Linked DNA regions of Homo sapiens: regions 1 and 3 are each linked to region 2. A link is a contact called in ENCODE Hi-C data. All regions are on one chromosome and are shown on one strand. Each heading gives the region's core, a stretch centred on a gene start or an enhancer-like site at or near the end of the contact. The rest is flanking DNA. Distances are from core to core; before and after follow the strand shown.

Region 1 (3,410 bases), core at 606-3,105, 3.4 Mb before region 2:
CAATATTTATTCATTCACTTTGCTAGTTTGTGTTACCAGCTAGAATCTATACAAGGAAGGGACATGTTGATCCTAGTTCCTGTTGTATCCTCAGCACCTAAACAGCACCTGCAATGCAGATATTGCTGAGTAAATATTTGTTGAATGAATTAACCAGCTAGACATAGGAAATAGTTCCTAAACCCAAAATCCTTTTAGCATTTGTGAGGTAAATTGAGAGCATACATTAATAATAAAAGCAAGCACTCTTTGAGCAGTTCTATGATGTGCCAGGCACTGTTCTGAGCACTTTACATGAATTAAGTTGGTTTATTTCACAACCCTAGGCAGAGGCCATTATTGTTCTCATTTTACAGATGTTTGGCTTGGGGCTCTGCCATCTATCTTGGGCAAATTTCTTAACCTCTTTAGCTTTAAGGTATAATACAAATTCAAGAGGAGAGAAAAATCACTGTGGTTTAGCGCAGTCCAGTAGCAGGAAGCAGGAAGCAGAGCAGTAAATCTTGCAGGACTCTGATATGCCATTGGCAGGGCATGCCTTCTCACTAGACTCCCTGCCTCCTGCTTTTCTTCCTCCCACTATCACTACCAAACTGTGGGATCCAGTATCCTAAAACCTCATTTTGGTAAATCACTAACTTACTAAATAATCTATCCTGGCTCCCGGTTAACAAGATCTCTCCTTGAAACAGCACCTGTGCCCAGCTAGGCAAAGGAATAAACTTCCACACACTCCCGCAAACCCCTCGTCCATTCAATCTACCTGACTTGGGTGCCTGCTATTCTCCCAGCTGAAAATGACTTCTACATGATCCTGCCTTTGACGTCATTTGCCATGTATTCGTCTATTGTCTTACTTCCCATACTAGAACTTTTTCATGTGGATAGGGTCATTGTCTGTTTTGTCCATTTCTATTTCCCCAGTGCCAAGAACAGTGCCTCAAATACTTGTTGAATACGTGAAAACTAAATGTAAATGTTGAGTTCCAACCGATAGTAGATTGAAAGTGGAGGATGTGTTAATATCCTTAGCTAAGTCAGTAGAGACATTAAGAGACACCATCTAAAGTCAATAAAACAATAAATGGAAGTTGATACCCATTATTTAAAGCTACAAATGGAAGACCTAAAATAGCGATGGAAAATTGACAAGATTGTGGCAGTAAGAAAGTAAGGCAAAGAAATATCAAAATGATAAATCCAGAAATACAGTGGAACGCATATTATTTTGATTTAGGGTGCTAAAAACATCTAAATGGGGACAAACTAAAAGTGGCAGCCTCTGCAAAGATCTGGGGATGGGTAGTTACTGCTCTTCAAAATAAGACCTGCTTTAATGTTTGACTTTTTATTATACATGAATTACTTTGAGAAAATTCAAATAATTAAACGTTCGGTTGCTTTGACTGTGCCTTCCGTAGGGTACAGCGAGAGTCTGAGAAGGGCATTTGAGAAGGGGGCGGGGCCTGGAAGACTTCCAGTTAGGACCCCAGCGGGAAGGGAGTCGAGGGGCGGGCGGTAACCTCCGGAGTCAGGGAGCAGCTCCTGGCCTGGCCACAGGGCGTTGGGCAGGTCCCCAGGACAGCGGGCGGGTGGGGGTAAAGTGAGCGTGCGGGATCTGACTTCAGAAAAGGCAGAGTTATCTACCCACCTCCCTCCTCGGCCCGGACTGGCGCTTCGCGGCGGAAACTCAAAGTGAAGAAGCCTGGTTCCGCAGCGTCCAATGGCCCAGCGTCAGAAGCTGCCGTTCCCGGCAGCTCAGCACTTAGGGCCAGAGAGCGGCAGAGGCCCAGAACCCAAAGCCCGGCAGCGCAGGCCCAGTAGCCCGCAGCTCCCAGAATACTACACCCGGCTCTAGGCCCCGCTCGCGGGACGGCAGCCAATGAGCGGCCGGCTGGGCCCAGGTTGGCTTCGCCCAGGGGGCGGTGTGTTTGTGGGGGCAGCCAATCACAGGCAGGGACCAGGGTACCCCTAGCCAATTGGTGATGAGACGGGGGTTTCGGCGCTTCTAGGCATGTCAATGTTTTTTCTCTACTTCCTGGGTTTTTCTGGTCCCTTCACCGACTCAGATTCCCTTAAACTGTAGAGGGTTCTAGGAGTTAGTTCTAGGATAGGTCAAAGGATTGAGGCTCCCAAATGATGCCGCTCAGGCACTGCATTAAGAGAGGCTCAGGTGGCTATTCATTTGCCAGTTTGACTTGTTAAACTCAGAAGCCTGAGATTGGCCAAGTCTGGTTCTGTGACCCATCTTAGCAAAGGGTTGGGCGCACATATGGTGTGGACTCTGCTGTTCCTGGCAAGATTCGCGACCTCTCATGGTTCCAGGCTTTAAATACTGGGTTCTTAAACAAAACAAAACAAAACAAAACAAAACCCTCTCTTTTTTCGTTTTTACTTCAGCAACCAGCTTGTCATCACTATTGCCACAATCCACTTTTAGAGTGAAAAACAGACAACAGAGACCGGGAGTTGATGGAGAAATGGAAACCCTGGTCAAAAATTGTCATTAAAAAAGGAAAAAAAAATTAAACAACTGGTATCCCTTCCTCACCCAAACACATAGACACATGCACGCACACACAAAAACTGTTACTTAAGACAGTGATATGGGTTTTTCTTTGTACTCCCAGGGCCTTGTCCTTCTCTTGACACTTAGGTTTTAATAAGCAAGTGAAGGCACCTCCTATCCGCATAGAAAATAACCAGGAAATCTTCCAATTGAAGCTCGGTTCCAAATTATATAATATCTTAATTGTTAGGACAGATACTCCAGAATGCTCATGCCAGTGTCTGAGCCCCGGCCATGGTTAAAATTCTGAAGGGTGAGGCCCAGAAATTTCCTGCAACAAATAGGTCTATGAGAAAAAACAAAAGTATCTTAGGTCTGAGCTGTACCCTCTGTCTCACCCAGTTTTGGAGAAATGGCTGCTCTAATAGAATAATGAATGGATTAATTGAAATAAGCCATTTTAAACATTTATTTAACATCAATTTTCTTGACAATATTTTACTGGGTGCTGGGATTACAACTATGGGACATATAGTCTCTGCCTTTAAGGAGCTGAAGGTCAAGTTGGTTGTACTGCTCTGGAATCTCTGTGAAGTTAAAACAGTTAATGGGGAGATCATTTTCATGTGTAAGGTGCAATTTGTAACTATGACGGACTGTCAAGAACCCTGGCAATCAGGGTAGCTGGGGGTGGGGGCTTGCGTTCATGTGGGGAAGGCTGGAGAGAGGGCTTTTGAAGACAGACCAGTTTACTTCCAAGGCATAGAAGCTTTCCTTTACAGATGTCTTCAGAATGTTTTGTTTGTTTCTTTATTTGTTTGCTGTGAGACAGGTGTGTCCAGGTGAGGCTCTGTCGTGGACAAATTCCACAGCTGTAGCTGCAGACCCCAACCCTCTGCCC
Region 2 (3,719 bases), core at 1,114-3,613:
TCATCCTGGCCAGTCAGCCTCCCAGAAAGACCACACCAACCATCTGTACTCTCCTGCTCCTGGGCTATGTTGCTAGAGAAAAACCACAAGAGTTGGCCAGATTCTCGAGCTCTCCAGGCTCAGGGGGTGCTCCCATAATTGATCAATGCCTTCAATAGCTCACTCTCAGACCCTCCTCCAAACACTGTCCATTCCCCCGAGGCTTATCCCTGCCCTTGCATTGCCATTCACAGCAGATCACCTTGCCTCAACTTACCTGAGAAAAATGTCATTTGCAGGAGGTCCTGCAACTTCCCTCTCTCCCCAATTCATCTCTGCTTCTTCATCCATCCCCTTCTCTTTTCTCCCAGAGAGAAATGTCTTTAAGACATCAATATAAAGGCAAAGTTATTGAAGGCAAAGTGTCCACACCAACCCAGATTAACACATAGATAGGAGGTCTCAAAGGTGTGCATGGTCAGTTGGGGGCAGCAACACTTCTTCAACTGGGTTCTGTCCTCTGGCCTTTTTCCCATGAGATGATCTCAATGGACTGACCTTGACTCAGGCAGACCCCTACTAAGCACCCAAAAGGGAGGCCAGGGCCCTGGGCAGTCTCTCCAGCATGCCTCTCAGCCTGTGCAAGACCATCTAGGCTTCTCAGTGTGGGTCCACCTTTTGCCCGTTTCATTAGATATTTTTTCACACTTGTATATTTAATATTTCTCTCTCGTCTATATTCTTATCCTCAGTTTAAAATATACTTGAAACACTGCCATCCTAAATTGGCTGCCTCTCAATCCTGCTGTTTCCCTGGCTATTTCCTTAAATGTCTCCTTTCCTTCCCAGAAAACTTCCTGAAAGAAAAGCTGGCACTTGCTGCTTTCAGTTCAGACTGGCCATTCTCTCACACCAGATTTCTAGTTTCTGTGCCCACCCCACCCTCAGTCCCACTGACGTTGCTCTACTAGGGTTGCTAAAGACTCCAGGTCATCAAATCCAAGAGTTACTTTTCAATCTTCTTCTGTTTGGCTGTTCACCTTTGTTTTGGTGAAAGAAAGAATGCATGTCTACACAGAGCATTTACAGGGGAGCAGCGTCATGTGAATTCTAATAATGGAAGATTTCTCCAAGGAGAAATCAACTCTTGGGCACAGAATCAGGGATAAGAAGTTCAACCTCACCTATCCACTTGCCAGCTGGACACTAGGACTTGACCTAATTAAGGGAGTTGACAGTTTTTTTGGTGTTTTGTTTTGTCTTTACAAGCAGATGTTATCACCCCATTATACCAAGAAGGAAATTGAGGCTCAGAAAAAACTTGTAGATTGCCCCAAGTTACACAGTGGGTTATGGTCAGAGCTCCCTCCATCACATAGTGATAATAGCTATGACTTAATAACTACTGTATATCAGGCATGTGCTAAGAGCTTTACAAGGCAATACCTCATATAATCCTCTCCTAAAGTACAGACTAGTTTATACACCTTATTACAACTCCACTTGAATGTGTAATGGACATCTCAAAGGTGACACATTCAGAAATGAAATCAGGATCTTTTCCCCAAAACCTGCTCTACCTACAGCTTTTGCTATCTCAATTGATGGTGACTTCATCCTACTAATCGCTCAGTACAAAAAAAAAAAAAAAAAATTGCAGTCCTCCTTGACTCCTCTCTTTCACACCTCATATACAATTTCTCAGGAAACCCTATTGAAACTACCTTCAAAATATATCCATAATCTTCCCACTTCTCAGAACTTCTACTGCTACCAGCCTGGTCCCAGCCACCATCATCTCTCACTTAGATTACCTAGTGGCCTCCCAGCAGGTCTCCCTGCTTTTCCCTCTCTCGCCTCCCTCTCCTCACCTCCCCTCACCCTCCAGTCTCTTCTCAAAGCAGCAGGAGAAATCCAGCTAAGTTCTCCTTCTCGCCCATTGCAGCCTCGAGCTTCTGGGCTCAAACGATCCTTCCGCCTCGGTCTCCCGAAGTGCTGAGATTACAGGCGTGAGCCACCGCGCCTGGCCTTAAAATCCTTTTTAAAGGCACTTTGACATCCATTATCTCATTTAAGTCTAAAACACGAATTTCGACCTCCGCGCTGCTTTCTGGTTCCACCTGGCGGCAGCTGCACAAAGTGTTTCTCTTCGAACGCCGTCCCAAGTTTTACCCGGAACTACTTAGCCCAGGGTTTCCTGAGTGCTCCTCGGGCCAAAAGCAGAGCGCACAAATTCCAGAAGAAATTACCAACGGCGGGACTATTTCAGTGCTCCGAGAAGTATCACCAGTAACCAATCAGCAAAAAGCTCTAGCTCACGTGGTGTATATTCAGCCTATCAAGCTCCTGATATTCATGAATGCTGTCATTTCCGCTTCCGCCTCCTTCTTTCTCGACAAGATGGCCACACCGGCGGTACCAGTAAGTGCTCCTCCGGCCACGCCAACCCCAGTCCCGGCGGCGGCCCCAGCCTCAGTTCCAGCGCCAACGCCAGCACCGGCTGCGGCTCCGGTTCCCGCTGCGGCTCCAGCCTCATCCTCAGACCCTGCGGCAGCAGCGGCTGCAACTGCGGCTCCTGGCCAGACCCCGGCCTCAGCGCAAGCTCCAGCGCAGACCCCAGCGCCCGCTCTGCCTGGTCCTGCTCTTCCAGGGCCCTTCCCCGGCGGCCGCGTGGTCAGGCTGCACCCAGTCATTTTGGCCTCCATTGTGGACAGCTACGAGAGACGCAACGAGGGTGCTGCCCGAGTTATCGGGACCCTGTTGGGTGAGTGGTCAGAGAAAGTTAACATTCTTTTCTTCCTCCCACTTCTCATTTATCTCACTCCCCTAACTCATTAATTCTTTAATTCCTGGTGTCCTACCGTCCTTTCCTCCCATCCCCAATGACCTCTTAATCTATATCTGCATCCTACCTTTTGCTGTGACTTATCTTCTCAAGCACTTGCATCTCTCCTCTCTCTCCTGCCGGATTGCTGTCACTTTAAGCGACATAAAATACACAAGGAGTAGTTGTGTCATTTACTGAATATTTTATGCCAGTGGTTTACATTTATGCCAGTGGTTTACATTTTACATAAACAGCAGTTTATGGCAAGTATGATGGGCTGCATCTACCAAAAATGAGTTCACACGCCGAGTGGGAAGTCAGGAACCCTTGACTCCCTATACCAGTGACCACATATTTCTCCCTTATCCACTGACTAAATGTCATCGTTTTCCAGGTATTGACAAAGTTTTCTAACCAGTTGTCAAAGGAGTGGGGACGTTTGTAAAAAAACATTCCTCCCAACAAGTAAACCGGTTTGGTTGGAACCCGCTTGGGATTTTATAGTGTTCTGCTGTCCTAAACGTCTGAGCCTGATCTGTGTCCCTCAGTGTCCCCTAATATTAGTACCTAATGTGAGAAACCCTGTTCCCCCATTTTGCATTTGGACGCAAACAGTTGTATTATCTGTTTATATTTCTGCCCTTAACCTTCAGGTCGAAAAATGACCCATTCTCTGCCTGTGTTCCAAATTTGGGGAATAGATATTTTATGTTAAAGTAGTTTGTAAAATGGAAAAGCACTAAAGAGGGATTGTTGATAATAAATTCCTTTCTGGAGACTATGCTGGTCCCATGAAATTCGTTTCCATTCCATCTTAGTGCCAGATTTTAAATAGCTTTGTGAATCCACTTTATTTACAAGCATTCTTTCTCTTTCATACTCTTGAACATCTACTAGTTCTTACACCATAGAA
Region 3 (3,398 bases), core at 152-2,651, 3.9 Mb after region 2:
CCTCCTTTAGGATCTACATCTTTGTGAGTTACCTTTTTTTCAGCTTATGACAGCCATTAAAACCAAGTACAAAAATAACCTGACGTTCAATCAGATATTTTAATAACTATTTCACGAAGTATTAAAGATTTTTAAAACTAACGAAACCTAGTCAATCATATTGATTTCCTTAAATATTTTTAGTGAGAATAACAAAGATTTTTATACCATTAATATGGAAAATAACTAAGTTATTTTAAATGTTTATGTCATCTTTGTCTTAGCCTTTTTACATTTTACAAATGTTTTATAATTCTGCACACAGCAGGACACGTATAAAACTTATATAAGTATATGGATTTTTTTTTGGTAACGGGATTACAATAAAAAAAAGTTTGGAGAACACAAGTGCAGGCAGTTAATGCTGTGGGTGTTAGGAACATGACAAGATTATATTATCTCAGCATGCTGTAAGATCACTGTATCCATAAAAGTCTTCATGAAGGAGCCCCGCCGAGTCTCCATAATGGAAGCAGGATTTGGAGAAATGACTTCTGCAAACTTTGTTTAGTATAACACAAAGCACCATGCTTACTACTAGAGAAGATTAAAATTCTCTAAAAACCTTGTTAACGGAGATCACAGGTTGAAGCATACTGCAGCTCTACTCTTGGAAGGCTAGCTCAGTCTCAGACTTGGCCCTGATGGAGAAGGAAGTTCCCTGGAAGAGGGCAGGGGAGCGCCTCTCCAATGTAGTTGCGGGGGGCGGGCGGTGAGGACACCGCTTCATAAGGGAAGGGGTGGCTGCCTCCCCAAGCAGGGGGTGGCCCCTGAGGTCCCTCCAGCTGGGGGCCCTTGAGAGGGAGGGTGGGGAGAGGGGAAAAGAACGTCAGGAGAGTGAACGGGAGCAAATAAAACGCTGTCCATTCTGACTGGAAGGGCCAGAGCCGTGTCTAAGGGCGGGGGCCGGGAGGTGGCCCGCGGTGGTGTCTCTACCAGGACGAGGCCTGGGGTATCTGAAGAGGGGATGACGTCCAGGCGCTTTGCTAAAGGGAAGCCAGAAGGGTATGAGTTGCTAGGGTCAGAGATGGGGCTTTCGGCTCGAGTCTTTCCCTGCAGGGCAGAGAGTCCGAAGAGCCCGAGAAGGCAGGGAGGACAGTGGGCCTGGTCCTTCCCCGGCCGGCAGAGGGAGTCCCGAGATGGAACGTCCAGCTCTCCTCTAACGAAAAGCGTTTGCATGGCTGTCTCGCCAATTCTGTACCTCCCGGGGCTGAGGAAGAGCCGAGGTGACTAGAAGCTAGCGACAAGTGCCGGCCACCTCCGACGCCAGGCGCCGGGCTTGGAGCCCGACGGGCCGAATTCTCGCGAGAGCGGCCGCCGCCATTTTTCCATTGATTGCAGCGGGCTGGGGGAGGGGCCGACGACGAAGGCGGCTGTGGTAGCGGCGGCGGCGGCGGCGGAGCCCTGGGTCGGTGTCTGCGCGCTGGTGTCTGAGGCCCAGGCTGAGGCCTCCGCTATTGCTGGAGCGCAGGCGGCGGAGAGGATGACTGCCGCTGCCATTCTCTCTTGAGCTAGCGAGCCGCCGCCACCCTCCACCCTCCCCCGGCAGGGCGGAGAGGAGCGGCCGGAGTCAGCGATGGTGCCCGGCGAGGAGAACCAACTGGTCCCGAAAGAGGTGAGGGGCCCCAGAGGAGGTTAGGCCTTAGGCCTGCGGCCGCTCGAGGCAACACAGGCCCGGGCCGGGGTTCGGCTGCGGGCCCGGCCGGGGTGCAGGCTCGGCTGTGGGGGAATGAGGAGGCGTGAGGCAGTCGGGGGTGGACGGTGGGTGCGGCGAGCAGTTGGGAGACCCGCTGGCTCTAGGGGCCGGGGAGCGGACCTCCCGCCTCGGGTTTTATGGGGCTGGACGAATAAAGGAGCGGACGGGAAAGAATCAGGTTCTGCTCTAGGGGAGAAGGTGGCCTTTTAAGTTCTTGTTTAACGTGTGGAGCCGGGAGAGATCATTTCAAAGAAAACATTCTGGAACAGTTGCCTATGGGCACGGCAGGGTGACGGTGCTGCTTCTGGGTTTGACAGTGGCAGCGTATAGCTTTCAGCGCTTGTGAAATCTACACCCAAGTGAGATCTGTGGGAGGGCAGACTTAACTGTTACGACTTTTTTCAACTCCTGTTACTTGGTAGTACTATTGGCCTGCCTAAATGGGGCCTACCGAAGATCGTGGAAAAGTAGTACATGGGACATTAATGTAAAGGAAGGAGATAGGAGAACATTACCACATGGAGAGCTGAACTCTTTTTTTTTTTTTTTTTTTTTGAGGTTGGGTTGTGTATGCCAATTTGAGTGACTTCTTAAATTCTTAAAAGCAAGTGATACGAGAAGCCTTGACTACTTGGCTTCTCTTGAATAGTAGTAGAAGATTTAGGGTAGAATCCAGCACTGGCCAGCGAATTTCAACGTATTAATAGTATCTCTGTTGGCTTTATAAATATCTTCGGCGTATTCAAATGTGTATTTTTAACTGGCTGATCATCAGGCTAATGCTTTGGATTTTTATTTCTCATATACCTTAAATAGAGACAAGTGTTGGATTGAAATTAACTGTGTGCGATCTTGAAATTAATGAGTGATCATTACAGATTCTTAAATTTTTTTGTGCCTGTTTTACTTGTTTTGTAGCAATTCTTTGTTACTTAAGCAAGCTCTGACAGTATGCAAGGGTGATATTATTGGAGTTATGTACCTGTATGATACAAGTATTTTCCCAGCTTTGTCAGAAGGGCAGTGATAGTTGTTTTGCAAGGACGATTTTTGTAAAAGGCAGAGAGTTATGTGTCAGTATTTGTTCATCAAGCGTCACCAACTCTGTGCAAAGCAGATAAACAGATGAGTTAATCAGAATTCTTGCCTTGGGAACTTTCTGAGCTACTAAGAAAGGGAACACTAGTGTTTGTTGAACTCCAATTAGGGACTAGGTACTTTACCACGTAAGTAATTCTTATGCAAGGAAGGAAGTGATAGGTGCTGTAAGAAAGGTATAAATGTGTATTTCATTTTAGAGCTTCATATTGCTGGTTTTCATTTTTATAAAAAACAAAATTCTTTCTTAATTTTTTGACCATTAGAAAAATATCATATAGGTGGAACTCTGCTTTAAGAAAACCCAACATTAGATTTATTTCCCTAATAACTTGATTTATAGAAAACATGATATGATAATAGATACCGAGCTTTGCAGAAACATCTGTTGTGTAAAAAGTGATAACAGCAACGGAAGTTTAAAGATTAAATGCCTGTCCTTTTAAGATTAATTCCCTTCCCTGAGGCTTTAAATTCATCACAACTTATGTTTTTTCCCTTTCTTCTTTTTATGGACCATATGCCTTTATTGTCTATTCCTTAGTCTCATCTTCAGTCTTCTTTT

What was found. A loop is a pair of places that touch in the nucleus more often than their neighbours do. Pooled maps may share reads with other maps.
Region 1: a map of naive thymus-derived CD4-positive, alpha-beta T cell shows a loop between it and region 2 (11-fold over the local background). The contact joins the promoter of TRIM68 here to the promoter of EIF3F in region 2. A Hi-C loop is called at or near these places in 1 of 168 maps with a recorded cell type or tissue (naive thymus-derived CD4-positive, alpha-beta T cell), 1 of 37 single-sample maps with no recorded cell type and 11 of 50 pooled maps.
Region 3: a loop to region 2 is called in a map of B cell, with 28 times the contacts of the local background. The contact joins the promoter of USP47 here to the promoter of EIF3F in region 2. A Hi-C loop is called at or near these places in 3 of 168 maps with a recorded cell type or tissue (B cell, CD8-positive, alpha-beta T cell and naive thymus-derived CD4-positive, alpha-beta T cell) and 7 of 50 pooled maps.

What each region holds. Positions count from the first base shown.
Region 1 is chr11:4,606,376-4,609,785 of GRCh38, forward strand. TRIM68 (tripartite motif containing 68) reads right to left here and starts at 1,856. Exons shown (of 7, transcript NM_018073.8): 1 at 1,652-1,856. RefSeq lists silencers at 1,421-1,500, 1,811-2,020.
Region 2 is chr11:7,984,974-7,988,692 of GRCh38, forward strand. It overlaps EIF3F (eukaryotic translation initiation factor 3 subunit F), which reads left to right and starts at 2,364. Exons shown (of 8, transcript NM_003754.3): 1 at 2,364-2,743. The coding sequence starts at 2,380. RefSeq lists enhancers at 1,999-2,178, 2,062-2,601, 2,602-3,140, 2,609-2,658.
Region 3 is chr11:11,840,571-11,843,968 of GRCh38, forward strand. It overlaps USP47 (ubiquitin specific peptidase 47), which reads left to right and starts at 1,402. Exons shown (of 28, transcript NM_001282659.2): 1 at 1,402-1,654. The coding sequence starts at 1,616. LOC107984311 (a long non-coding RNA gene) reads right to left here and starts at 1,271. Exons shown (of 4, transcript XR_001748134.3): 1 at 605-1,271. RefSeq lists enhancers at 478-1,343, 1,126-1,295, 1,344-2,207, 1,506-1,645.